Linked DNA regions of Homo sapiens: region 1 is linked to region 2. A link is a contact called in ENCODE Hi-C or POLR2A ChIA-PET data. All regions are on one chromosome and are shown on one strand. Each heading gives the region's core, a stretch centred on a gene start or an enhancer-like site at or near the end of the contact. The rest is flanking DNA. Distances are from core to core; before and after follow the strand shown. Region 1 overlaps IL15RA (interleukin 15 receptor subunit alpha). Region 2 overlaps IL2RA (interleukin 2 receptor subunit alpha).

The links. A loop is a pair of places that touch in the nucleus more often than their neighbours do. ChIA-PET counts read pairs that join two places held with the same protein, here RNA polymerase II (POLR2A). Pooled maps may share reads with other maps.
Region 1: a pooled map shows a loop between it and region 2 (2.2-fold over the local background). The contact joins two enhancer-like sites. A Hi-C loop is called at or near these places in 9 of 168 maps with a recorded cell type or tissue (Caco-2, K562, PC-3 and 6 more), 1 of 37 single-sample maps with no recorded cell type and 16 of 50 pooled maps. POLR2A ChIA-PET finds 5 or more read pairs at or near these places in 3 of 52 experiments (IMR-90, activated CD4-positive, alpha-beta T cell and naive thymus-derived CD8-positive, alpha-beta T cell).

What each region holds. Positions count from the first base shown.
Region 1 is chr10:5,948,092-5,954,831 of GRCh38, reverse strand. It overlaps IL15RA (interleukin 15 receptor subunit alpha), which reads left to right. Exons shown (of 7, transcript NM_002189.4): 7 at 1,626-2,448. The coding sequence ends at 1,737. Among named protein-coding and RNA genes, the nearest start is that of IL15RA, 26 kb to the left of the region's middle. Within about 2 kb of position 4,191, at least 19 of the 41 ENCODE cell types and tissues checked have a DNase peak (open chromatin) inside an H3K27ac peak, as active enhancers do.
Region 2 is chr10:6,040,742-6,047,473 of GRCh38, reverse strand. All of the region lies in intron 1 of IL2RA (interleukin 2 receptor subunit alpha), which reads left to right. Among named protein-coding and RNA genes, the nearest start is that of IL2RA-AS1, 8.7 kb to the right of the region's middle. Within about 2 kb of position 1,988, at least 3 of the 41 ENCODE cell types and tissues checked have a DNase peak (open chromatin) inside an H3K27ac peak, as active enhancers do.

The sequences.
Region 1 (6,740 bases), core at 2,942-5,441, 95 kb after region 2:
CTATTAATAACTACAGAATTTCCAATATAAAATGCTGAATTTGGAGTTATATTCTTAACCAGTTATAATGAATAAATATATTCACTGAATATATTTTTTAAATGTACATACCATCTCTTTATGAATAATACATTAAAATATATTCTTAAAAAGGATTTGTAAATTTGGTATATACGGCCAATAAATATGTTCATAAGAGGAAAATAGCAATATTTACTGGCTATATGAAAGATATCTCAGTTGGGTATGGTGGCTTATGCCTGTAATCCCAGCACTTTGGGAGGCTGAGGTGGAAGGATTACTTGAGCCTAGCAGTTTGAGACCAGCCTGGACAACATAGTGAGACCCCATCCCCCCACACACAAAAAATCTAATTTTTAAAAAGCTCAAAAAGTAAAATAAATATATCTTTAGGAAGAATTGGCATGGTCGGGCATAGTGGCTCACACCTGTAATCCCAGCACTTTGGGAGGCTGAAGTGCATGCATCGCTTTTTTTGTGACCAGCCTGGCCAACATGGTGAAACCTGATCTCTACAAAAAATACAAAAAGTTAGCTGGGCGTGGTTGTCTGCAGAGGCTGCAGCAAGCCAGCATCACACCACTGCACTCCAGCCTGGGAGACAGAGCAAGAACCTGTCTCAGAAAAAAAAAAAAAAAAAAAGAAGAATTGGTAAATTTGATGAGTGTAATTACTTGGTCATTTGGTGAATTGATTCTTTCCATAAACTTGTTTTTTGCAAATGGGTTATTAGTTAGATTTGCCATTTGACAAATTGGCTGTTAGCAAATTATTGTCAGTGAATTGACCCCCATCCTGCCTTATTTTAGCTCTCACTCCAGGGAGCTCACACTGCTTACCTTAAAATGGCCTAAAGAGCTGCTGCTCCTCCGGAGGGACATTTCACCAGCCCTGGTAGAAGGTGCCGGCCAGATGCCCAGGGCATCAGCACCCAGGCAGCTCCAGACAGGCCAGCCACGTATGACCAGTGTCCTGCCTCGCCTGTGCTTGTCATTCGGGAGCTGATTGATTTGTGTATTTCTTTATTTATTTCACACATACTAAGTGCTAAGAACTGTTTTTAAAAGCTTCATGAATATTAAATCACTTTTTTCAAGATGATCAACTCTGGTTTGGCTAGGCTCCCAGTCACTCTCTCCTTCTCTTGTTCCTGCCATTTGAATGGCTTTTTGGCAGAGGACTGGCAAAGCGTGGGGTGATGGCAGGGTGGCGTAAGTTGCTCCAACAGCACTTGGTGAGTCTTTGGTGGATGGGGAGGTTGGAAATACCTGGAGAGGATTTATTCTCATCATATTGTCCTGGTTGGTCTTGAACTTCTGGGCTCAAGCGATCCTCCCACGACAGCCTCCTAAAGTGCTAGGATTACAGGCATGCGCCACCACACCTGGCCCCTAGATAGGATTTAATACACTCGGTAGAGGTAGGCATTCTAGGTTCTCTCCATCTCTGAGGACTAAGTGCTCTCTGTCTGACTCCCGTGGCAGGGCCTCTGTCTGCTCCTGCCATCCCCGCAGTGCTGGACATACATGCTCAGTGGGAAGCGTCTGTTGATTTGAGGGCAACCCCCTCCTCTTTTCAAAACCTATGAACCACCTGCTTTGCAGGCAAACTCCCCCGCTGGCCAGCGTTGAAATGGAAGCCATGGAGGCTCTGCCGGTGACTTGGGGGACCAGCAGCAGAGATGAAGACTTGGAAAACTGCTCTCACCACCTATGAAACTCGGGGAAACCAGCCCAGCTAAGTCCGGAGTGAAGGAGCCTCTCTGCTTTAGCTAAAGACGACTGAGAAGAGGTGCAAGGAAGCGGGCTCCAGGAGCAAGCTCACCAGGCCTCTCAGAAGTCCCAGCAGGATCTCACGGACTGCCGGGTCGGCGCCTCCTGCGCGAGGGAGCAGGTTCTCCGCATTCCCATGGGCACCACCTGCCTGCCTGTCGTGCCTTGGACCCAGGGCCCAGCTTCCCAGGAGAGACCAAAGGCTTCTGAGCAGGATTTTTATTTCATTACAGTGTGAGCTGCCTGGAATACATGTGGTAATGAAATAAAAACCCTGCCCCGAATCTTCCGTCCCTCATCCTAACTTTCAGTTCACAGAGAAAAGTGACATACCCAAAGCTCTCTGTCAATTACAAGGCTTCTCCTGGCGTGGGAGACGTCTACAGGGAAGACACCAGCGTTTGGGCTTCTAACCACCCTGTCTCCAGCTGCTCTGCACACATGGACAGGGACCTGGGAAAGGTGGGAGAGATGCTGAGCCCAGCGAATCCTCTCCATTGAAGGATTCAGGAAGAAGAAAACTCAACTCAGTGCCATTTTACGAATATATGCGTTTATATTTATACTTCCTTGTCTATTATATCTATACATTATATATTATTTGTATTTTGACATTGTACCTTGTATAAACAAAATAAAACATCTATTTTCAATATTTTTAAAATGCATTAAGAGAATCACCAAGGAGAAATGTTCCACATAAAGGAGGAGAAAGAGTAGGAAGGCAGAGTCCAAGGTGACTGAGTTCAGGTGTTCTTTCCAGAAGGAGAAAAAGCCTTGCCTAAAGCTGGCTCCGGTCACAGTTTTGGGGAATTTCCCACAATTCCATGTGAGGAGAAGCAGCATTATCTAATCCACACAGTGGCAAGTCTGGGCTCAGCTCCCCAGTGGTATACACATCGTCTCTTCCCTTCTTCTTCTCTTACTTTCTTTGCTGTTTTTGACATTTATTTCTAAAATCATGGGCCTAACCCCACCTCCTCATTTTATAGATGAGAAATTGAGGACTGGAGAAATTGTTCTGCCTGCAGCCATGAAGCTTGGTTAATGCCAGAGCTGGATCAGAGCAGGAGCTGGGACACTGGGCGCAGTGACTCACACCTGTGATCCCAGCACTTCAGGAGGCCGAGGCAGGAGGATTGATCGAGCCCAGGAGTTCAAGAACACCCTGGGCAACATAGTGAGACCCCATCTCTATAAAAAAAATTTTTTTCTTGAAGCAGTCTTGCTCTGTCACCCAGGCTGGAGTGCAATGGCGAGATCTCAGCTCACTGCAGCCTCTGCCTTCCAGGTTCAAGCAATTCTACCTCAGCCTCCCAAGTAGCTGGAACTACAGGCATGTGCCGCCACACCCTGCTAATATTTATATTTTCTTAGTAGAGATAGGGTTTTGCTATGTTGGCCAGACTGGTCTCAAACTCCTAATCTCAAGTGATTCACTCACCTCGGCCTCCTAAAGTACTGGGATTACAGGCGTGAGCCACGGCGCCCAGCCAAAATTTTTTTAAAAAACAAAAGTAATAAGAAGTGTAGGTGGGGCGGGAGGGGAGCAGTCCTGGCTGAAAACCAGCCACCAACTGCCCCTTGTACAGCCAGGGGGAAGAGGGAGCCACTGTGAGCATTTGGGAGATGGGGCATGGGCATAGTGCCCAATCCACATGTCATCAGACATTCTCAAAGTGCCATTTTTCACTGACTTCTTTTTTTGTGGGGGAGGGGACAGAGTCTCACTGTGTCACCCAGGCTGGAGTGCAGTGATGCAATCTTGGCTCACTGCAACCTCCGCCTCAAGCAATTCTCATGCCTCAGCCTCTGGAGTAGCTGGGACTACAGGCACAGGCACACACCACAACACCTGGCTAATATTTTTTTTTTTTTTTTTTTTTTTTTTTTTTTTGAGACTGAGTCTTGCTCTGTCGCCCAGGCTGGAGTGCAGTGGCACAATCTCGGCTCACTGCAAGCTCCGCCTCCTGGGTCCATGCCATTCTCCTGCCTCAGCCTTCCCGAGTAGCTGGGACTACAGGTGCCCACCACCATGCCCGCCTAATTTTTTGTATTTTTAGTAGAGCCAGGGTTTTGCCATGATGGCCAGGATGGTCTCTTGAACTTGTGAGCCCAAGCAGTCTGCCTGCCTCGGCCTCCCAAAGTGCTGGGATTACAGGCATGAGCCACCACACCTGACCATTTTTTTCACCGATATCTGCCTGCCTTCAGCTTAGATGCCTTCATCAAAATCAGAGGAGGCTTCTCCACGTGGCTGCTTGGGCTTCCTCACAGCACGGTGGGCTCAGGCTAGTCACACTGGCTGAAAGAACATAGAAACTGCCAGGCCCCTGACAGGCTGGTCCAGACACTGGCACGCATCACTTTTGTGGCATTCTATCCGTCGAAGCGAGTCACAAGGCTGGCCCAGGTTCAAGCGGCCAGGAATGATGAAAGGGAAGGAAGGAATCAACACAGGTCCTTTGGCACCCATCCACTGTACCTTTCAGGGCCATCAGGAAGTGCAATTGCCTTTCAGTCCTCAGCACTCAGTAAATGCCAGCAAATATTTGGGTGAATGAATGGGCAGAATGACCAGGAGGTCAGCATCTGCCAGGTGCTGGGAAGAGTCCGTCCTTTTTTATTTTTATGTTGAAATGGAAAGAGTACACAGAACTCTGAAGGGTGATGGGAGCACCGTATTCTAAATCTCAGCATCACACAATATACCCGTGTAACAACCTGTACATGTTCTCCTGAGTCCAAAATAAAAAAAGAAAGTTCTATAGCTGTGAGGCCTTCAGTCCCCACGTCTTCAGCTGCCACAAGTCTAAATGATTCACATCTCCTCCTCTTCTCTCCTTCCCTGCCCTACACATTTGCCTTGAAGAAAAAGGATTACTCTTCACCTTTTATATTTTGCCTTGATTTTTCTTGATCAAGAAATAAGACTTTTTTTTTGAGACAGAGTCTTGCTCTGCTGTCCAGGCTGGAGTGCAATGGTGCAATCTCAGCTCACTGCAACCTCCACCTCCTGGGTTCAAGTGATCCTCCTGCCTCAGCCTCCCAAGTAGCTGGGATTACAAGCGTACACCACCACACCTGGCTAATTTTTGTATTTTTGGCAGAGACAGTGTTTCACCATGTTGGCCAGGCTGGTCTCGAACTCCTGACCTCAGGTGATCCAACCGCCTCAGCCTCCAAAGTGCTGGGATTACAGGCTTGAGCCACCGTGCCTGGCAAGAAATAAGACTCTTAACTCCCCCCACCACTTTTTTAAAACCACTTACGTTCTTTATTCCCTTGTATAGATGCAGATTTCCATTTTCTTCCTGCCTAACTTTTTAAAATATATCTTGTGGTGTGACTTTCCCCGTTTAAACCCTTCTTCAGACATTAGGAAGTGGGAGAGCAGGGATCAAAAGACACCCTGTTTCTCACTGCTCACCCCCCTGTTCCCCAAGGACTTCTTCCTCTTGGCTGAGGCTGCCACCTCCTGGCTTGGAATTTCACAGCACAGAGCGGACTCCCCGAGTACTGCGGGTTTGTCTCACCCCAGGGCTGTGCTCCTTGCAGGCAGGACCAGCCCGACCCAAATCACAGCCTCCCCCACCTCACACTGCTAGGCACTAATCAGAACTCAATGTGTGCATATTTTAGGTAATATTAGGCACTATATTACCGGGGGATTTAATTGACACTTTACTTCCCTAAGTGACTGTAAATCCACCCATTCTAGTGGTGCTGTTCTTAGCTATTCAGGATGAAACACCTCCTCCTCTCCTGAAACCGTCCGTCCCTCATCCTGACTTGCAGCTCACAGAGAAAAGTGACATACCTGAGGCTCTCTGTCAATTACAAGGCTCCTCCTGGCGTGGGAGATGTCTATAGGGAAGACACCAGCGTTTGGGCTCCTCCCAATGACCCTGTCTCCAGCTGTGCTGCACGCACTGACAGGGAGCCGGAAAAGGTGGAGGAGATGCTAAGCCCAGTGAATCCTCTCCATCGAAGGATTCAGGAAGAAGAAAACTCATCTCAGCGCCATTTTACATATATATGCATTTATACTTCCTTGTCTGTTATATCTACACATTATATATGATTTGTATTTTGACATTGTGCCTTGTATAAACAAAATAAAATATATATTTTCAATATTTTAAAATGCATTAAAAGAATCACCAAGGATGGCCGGGCAGGGTGGCTCATGCCTGTAATCCCAGTACTTTGGGAGGCCGAGGCGGGTGGATCACCTGAGGTCAGGAAATTGAGACCAGCCTGGCCAACATGGTGAAACCCCATCTCTACTAAAAACACAAAAATTAGCCTGGCGTGGTGGTGAGCGTCTGTAATCCCAGCTATTTGGGAGGCTGAGGCAGGAGAATCACTTGAACTCTGGGGGTGGAGGTTGCAGTGAGCCGAGATCATACCCCTGCACTCCAGCCTGAGAGACGCAGCGAGACTCCAATTCAAAAAAAAAAAAAAAATCACCAAGGAGAAATGTTCCACACAAAGGAGGAGAAAGAATGGGAATGCAGAATTCCACTGGGGCTCCTCCATCCTGTTGGGGTGCCTCATCACCCACTGACACAGACGGGCTGACCTCCCCTCTCCCTGCTCTCCCCACGCGTGGGCACCTGGCCTGGGCGTGGCCTCCAGGGCCTCTCAGCTAGACTACAAAGCTGTTGAATACAGAGAATGAAGAGCACAGAACTCACAGGGCAGTGGCCAGCAGTGGCCTCAGAAGCTCTGACTGGCTGCTGGGCCTCCTGTTCTGGGCTCTCCAGGCGTCTTTAGGTCCTAACCATATTCCAAACCTAAGCCTCCCATTTTCCGGGATTCTATGAGCCCCTCGTATCTTTCCAATACATTTTTTTTTCTTTATAACAGATTCTGTTTTCATTACTTGTCACTGAAAAGTTCCTAGCTGATATGAAATTCGGTACCAGGAGTGGGTATTGCAAA
Region 2 (6,732 bases), core at 739-3,238:
GTGGCCCGGAGGCACAGGGTGCATGCTACAGGCAGGAAGAGCTTTGGAGCAGGCTGACTCCTGAGCTCTCCTCTGGTGCCGTGGCTTCTGAGGCCCCCAGGTGACAACCAGCCTTTGCCATTCTAGTGTTTCCTCTATGTTCATCCCGCGTTCTGAGTGTGGCACAGGCCACACTCCTGACCCCACCAGCATCAGGTGCTGTGCACATGGTATGAGGTCGGGATGGAGTGCTGTTGGCATGGGGGTTGTTCCTTGGGCTACCTGTGTCCACATGGTCTGATTAACCCCTTCTGCACATCAGCAAGGGTTCAGCACCTCCTCAGGGTTAGGGCATGCGCAGGGCATGCAGGGATTTGAGGGTCCTTGGACAATGCATGTTCTCCATGCAAGCATGCAGAGACATGGAGAGGGTCTTTGTCCCTTTCAGTCCTAACATTCTGTGGCTTCATAACTACTTGTCCCACACCCGAGTAAAAAGCAGGATCTTCTCAGCACTGTGCTGAGGAAGTCTTTAAACCTTCCAGTAGGACATGGGATCCCTGCCTGCATCTTAAGTTCCCATGTCCTTAGGAAACGTGGCCACCTTGGAATTCAGCTCTCCAAGAAGCCCAGTGTGAATGCCCATTGCAGGAGCATCTGAGCTCACCCCCACTAACCCTGAGGTATCTGTTGAAAAGAATAGAACCCACCCACTGAAACTATCAGAGATCAAATGTTGTGTGTTGACTAAGAATTTGTGTTAAGGCAGGGATAGTTGAGCACCAATGCTTTCAAGGAACTCTGGAGAAATGCAAGCCTGTATTTCCTCTCAGCATGGCTGCAGAAGAGGGCCAGGGCAGCAGACAGGCATTTTGACCCACTCACAGATGAATACAAAGACTAAACTCAGCAAAAGCCTTGAGGTTGCATTTATGTGTCTGAGAACAGTCCCTGGAGCACAGGCATGGGCTTTTGGTACCACGTAACCTACAACCGTAAGCTCTCTGCTCTATGCTGTCCACTCCATCAATCCCACAGTGCCTGAAATGTCATTGTCTTACCCGATGTCTGGGGTAGCATCTGTGAACACACGGATTTGACACTTTTATGATGCTGTTTGTCTCTACTGAACCCTTCTTAAGCAAAATCACAGTAGACTAGCAGATCATGGTAGTATCTGAAAGCGCCAGGACCCCAGAACCTCAATCAGTGCTCCCCACTTCCCATGGTTTTCTCCCTGTGTTTCCACATTTGGATTGTCATTGTCTGTGAAAAGGCATGATCCCTGTCAACAACACACAGTGTATGCAATGTGTGTCTTGTGTAAAACGGAGTGTGAATTCTTGAGAGCAGGAAGGAAAAGGGGTACAAGAGGTTCCCCTGCGAGATGGGTGAGGAGCAGGGCAGAGTGAGCCTGGCTGCTGGGAACCCCTGAGGAGAGCTCTGGAGAGGGTTCTGGACACGTGGGCTTGGTCAGCCTGACAATTAGGATTTGTGTTAACAGGACCGGCCCTCACCTGACACCAACTGGACTGAGGTTCCCAGGAGAAACTCTTAGCATCATGACTTTGGAGGTTGCCATCATTTTTGATGACTTTTTCTTTTTCCTTCTTTTCTGTTTCCCTCTTGTCAAGTTTCTACCTGTAAGTTATACTTACTTATTCTGTGTTTCTTTACAGTCTCAGGGGAAATTCCGTTGAGTTGAAAATTTCCTCAGCTCCTCGCTCCAGTTTCTCAGAAGAGTCTCTCTCCTTGCAGAAAAGACTGTGGGTGGGAGTCACCAATTTAGCATATTTCTACTAAAAATATGACTCCATCCCAAGAAATTGGTTTTAAAGATTTGAGGAAAAACTGCTTTTAGATTTCAGAGAAAGAAAAAGAGTGTGTTTCTACTTCCCCCTTTTAAATCTGATAACTTTTATTTTAATCAGGTTGACATTCTGTGGTGAGCTTGTGGTTAACTCTTTCATGCCCGGAAGCCTGTTGTCGACCGAGAAGACTCCCAGGATTAGAACATAACCAGCGCCCAACATTTCATTTGCAGAAGCATCTGAGGTCCCAAAATGTGATGGTTTAGCGGCAGCTGCTTGTAGGGGTATTTTTGGTTTCCTGCTTCTTTTTTCCCTTCTAAGTAAAGACAAAATAACTAGATCCCTCCACCCCACCACCCCATCATTTCGTTGTTGTTTAACAAGTGTTGAGTAAGGCACAGTTGTTCTCCAAAAGGGTCTTACCCTGTGAGTTACTCATTTTAGGGTTACGGAAACTCTGACTATTTGACCCAGTCAACCAGGCCTCAGAAACTGTGGGTCAGATAACAAATAACTCATGGTGCTTCTGTGCTAATTACTGCAGAGATGTGTCCAAGTGCTCGGAGATCTCCTCCTTGAAGCCAAGGTCTCCTCCTTGAACCACACCGCCTTCTTCTCCTTTCCCGAGGGAATCAGGCAACTTTTCTTTGATGACAGCAACTTCCTTAAATCCCCCAAGCCCTGAGACAGGCACTTTACTTCTCCCACATTTCCTTCAACATTTGTGCTTGCTGAATGAAACAAGGAAGGTGAATGTTTGCTTGAATGAACCAATCAATGGGTAACAGCACCAGTGCTAATGCTAATACACTCAACTACTCATTCAGAACCTACCATGGCCCAAGGCTTGTGCTCTGCTCTTGGGTGCTGATCCAGCAAAGAGTGGGTGGAGGGGGAGTGGGAGGTGAAGTCCCTATACCACCACTTATATTTTGCACTGTCTTATTTTTTCCTCTGGTCACATGCATACATAAATTTTATATCTCTGTAATTATGCCATTTAAAAATCTTCCTACTGAGGTAGAAGTTGGGACTCAACCCCCGAGGCAGGGCTCAGACATCGGACAAAATTGAGGACTAGCAAAAACAGGATTGGGGCAGAAGCAGCTTTCCATAAGACATGCTCATGAGTGTGCCATGTCAGTTTACCATTGCCATGGCAACACCCAGGCGTTCCTGCTCCTTTCCATAGCAGTGACCGGATGACCCAAAAGTTACTACCCCTTCCCTAGAAATTTCTGCAAACTGCCCCTTAAACTGCGTGTAATTAAAAGCAGATATAAATATGAATGCAAAACTGCCCTGACCTACTACTCTCTGCCTATGTGGTCGCCCTGCTCTACAGAAGCAGTCACGGAGCTGTAGCACAGCCGGAACTATAACATTGCCACTTCAATAAAGCTGTTTTCTTTTATTCTACCACTGGCTTGCCCCTGAATTCCTTCCTGGGCAAAGCCAAGAACCCTTGCGGGCTAAGCCCCACCTCGGGGCTCGCTTGTCCTGCATCACTACCACCTTCTCTAGGAAGATGCTCTAGGCTTAATCATTGTGTTGAATTCAGCTGCTGAGGACTGAGAGGTGATTTGGATGATTGACTTCATAAATAAAATTGGGAGTTAGACTTTCCCCGCTGTGGACTTGCCACTGAGTTTGGGGAGAGGGGGGTTTCTTTCTCTGATAAAGTTCCACATCCACAGACAGAAGGAAAAGGCCCTGAACTAATCACTTCCTTTGGAAGAAGCTTTGGTAAAGAATTAACATTTGGGAGGTTGTCAAGAAAAACCTATTTGTTCTATAAATATTTAAAAATTATTAAAATTTCAACCAATACAGAAAAACACAAAGATTAATATAACCAACATGTGCCCATCATCAGGATTCAGTAAATGTTTACAGTTTACCTTGGTTGTTTCATGTCCTTTTTGTTTATTTTAAATACATGCTCTTGTCGTGCGTGATGGCTGATGCCTGTAATCCCAGCACCTTGGGAGGCCGAGGCAGGTAGATCACCTGAGGTCAGGAGTTCAAGACTAGCCTGGCCAACATGGTGAAACCCCATTTCTACTAAAAATACAAAAATTAGCCTGATGTGATGCAGGCGCTTGTAATCCCAGCTTCTTGGGGGGCTGAGGCAGGAGAATCACTTAAACCTTGGAGGCAGAGGTTGCAGTGAGCCCAGATCTCGCCATTGCACTGCAGCCTGGGTGACAGAGCAAGACTCCATCTCAAAAAAAAACAAAACAAACACAAACAAAAACAAATAAATACATGCTGTAGATACAGTGGAGCTCCCTCTCGGTCCAACCCAATCTCATTCTTCCCCTCCAGTAATTGCTCTCTTGAATCTGGGCTGTATCTCATGATGCAATATACACTACTGGTTTGTTTTTTATTTTATACATAAATGCATAATATACTGTTTCTATTTGCAACTTTGCTTTTTTCACTCAGCAGTGTTTCTGAGATTCATTTTTGATGTTTATTCTTTTTAACAACTGTACATTATTACATTGTATAATAATACAGAGTTCTTGATAATGCCAAGTTTATTAATCTAACCTTCTTTTGATGGACAATTAGATTGTATCTGATTTTTCCCTATTACAAGCAATGCTCTAATAAACAGCCTTGAATGTGTGCACATATGCAAGAATTTCTCTAGGAATATACCTAGAAGTGAGATCACTGATCCTAGAACATGGACAGCTTCAATTTTACTGCTATATTTAAAATGTTCTCTTTGAAATCGCTATGCTAATTTATAATCCTCATCAGCAATTTATGAAATTTCCTGAATTCCTCACATATTCCTCATCATCACTTACCATAGGGAAATTTTAACATTTTTTGCCAATCTGATAATATAAAATAAAATCTCATTACTATCTTAAGTTTCATTGATACCTGGTGATATTGAGAATGCTTCCACATGTTTTTTTGGTCATCTCTGTGGCCTCCTTGTTCATATCCTTTGTCCCTATTTTTATTGGGTTGTTGGCCTTTAACTTATTGATTTGTAAGTCTTCCTTATGTATTACGGATACTGAGTCTTTGGATAAGTATAGATTCTTGGATCTTCTAAGTAGACGTTATTACTTATAAATGACAATTTTATTTTTTGTTATCCACTTCTTATTCCTCTAATTTCTTTTGCTTGTTCCATTGCATTAGCTGGGGTGTTCAATACAGTATAGAATAAAAGCAGGAATTGTATATGTTTCCACCATTAAATAGAAGGCTTTTAAGGTATCACGTACATGTTATTTTCTGTAAGCTTTCAGTGTCTACTGTCTATTGGTTAAATAAGTTTCTTTTTATTTCTACTACCTTAAAAGTTTTTTTTCTTTTAATCAATAATGGATATTCTTTTCATCATCATTAGATGCTCTTCTTCATCTATTAAAATGATTGTGTAGGTTTTCTTCCTTTATACCATAAAAGTATTTAAGTACATTGAGAGATTTTCTAACGTTAAACCATTCACTATTGCTGGGATAAACTCTGACTGATCAGAATTTTTTTTTTTTTTTTTTTTGCTTAATACATTGCTAGCATCAGGTGCAAATGTGTTAACATTCTCCAGTTTGACTGTAGAATTAATTTCTTTTTGTAATTCTTCACCTTATCAACCATATGTATTGTTGAGTGTATACATGTTCAAGATTATCATAACTTCCAGAATAATTTTTATTTGTGAAAATGCCTTTTTGATCTAGTTTCTCTTATGTTATTGTAGCTATGGAGCTTTCTTATATCTGGCTACCTTATCAACAATATGTATTGTTGAGTGTTTACAGGGTCAAGATTATTATAACTTCCACAGTGATATTTATCTGTGAAAATACTTTTTTGGTCTAGTTTCTCCTGTTACTAAAGCTATCGAGCTTTCTTTTGGTTGCTAAATATCTGCATATAATGTGTTTTCCAGCCCTTTAGTTCAACCTTCACATGTCACTGTATTTTAAAGACGTCTCTTGACATAACAAAAATAGACCTTGTGCAGGACTTTGGGGGAAATTTTTCCCCCTCAATCAGAATACCTCTGTCTTTTACAAGCAAGCTTAATTGATTTATATTTATTGTACTACATTTGGACTTATTTATGCTATTTTACTTTGAACTTTTATTAACCATTATTTTTCTTTTACTGTTGTATTTATCTTTTCTTGTCTTCTGTTAAATTGATTGAGTTTCCTTTATTTTCTCTTTTCCTTCTACTGGTTTGTGTATTATATGTTTTAATTCTACTTTTAGAATTAAGTCACCATTGGCCGGGCGCAGTGGCTCCCCCCTGTAATCCCAGCATTTTGGGAGGCCGAGGCGGGTGGATCACGAGGTCAGGAGATTGAGACCATCCTGGCTAACACAGTGAAACCCCGTCTCTACTAAAAATACAAAAAAATTAGCTGGGCGTGATCGTGGGCGCCTGCAGTCCCAGCTACTCGGGAGACTGAGGCAGAATGGCCTGAACCCGAGAGGCGGAGCTTGCAGTGAGCCAAGATTGCACCACTGCACTCCAGCCTGGGAGACAAAGCGAGACTCCGTCTCAAAAAAAAAAAAAAAAAAAGAATTAACTCACCCTTTAAGTTCTCAAAGTACTCGTGATGTTAAAAGTCCACAGTTAATTAACATCTCTCCCAGTTCCAGGATCTTCTGTTCAGAACTTAGCACATTTCTGGCAACTAAGGATTGACAACTGTTAAAAAATATCATTTCCCATTATATTTTTGGATTGGTTGTTGCTGATATATAAAAAATGTTGAATTTTATAAATGAATTTTCTATCTGGCCACCTTATGAAACTCTTAATAGTTCTAATACTTTAACCGTCTTGGGTTTTCTAAGTACTTAATTAAATTCCTCACATAGAATGATTATTTTTATCTTCTCTTTTTCCAACAATTGTATGCCTTATCTATGTTACCAGTTTTATCAGATCACT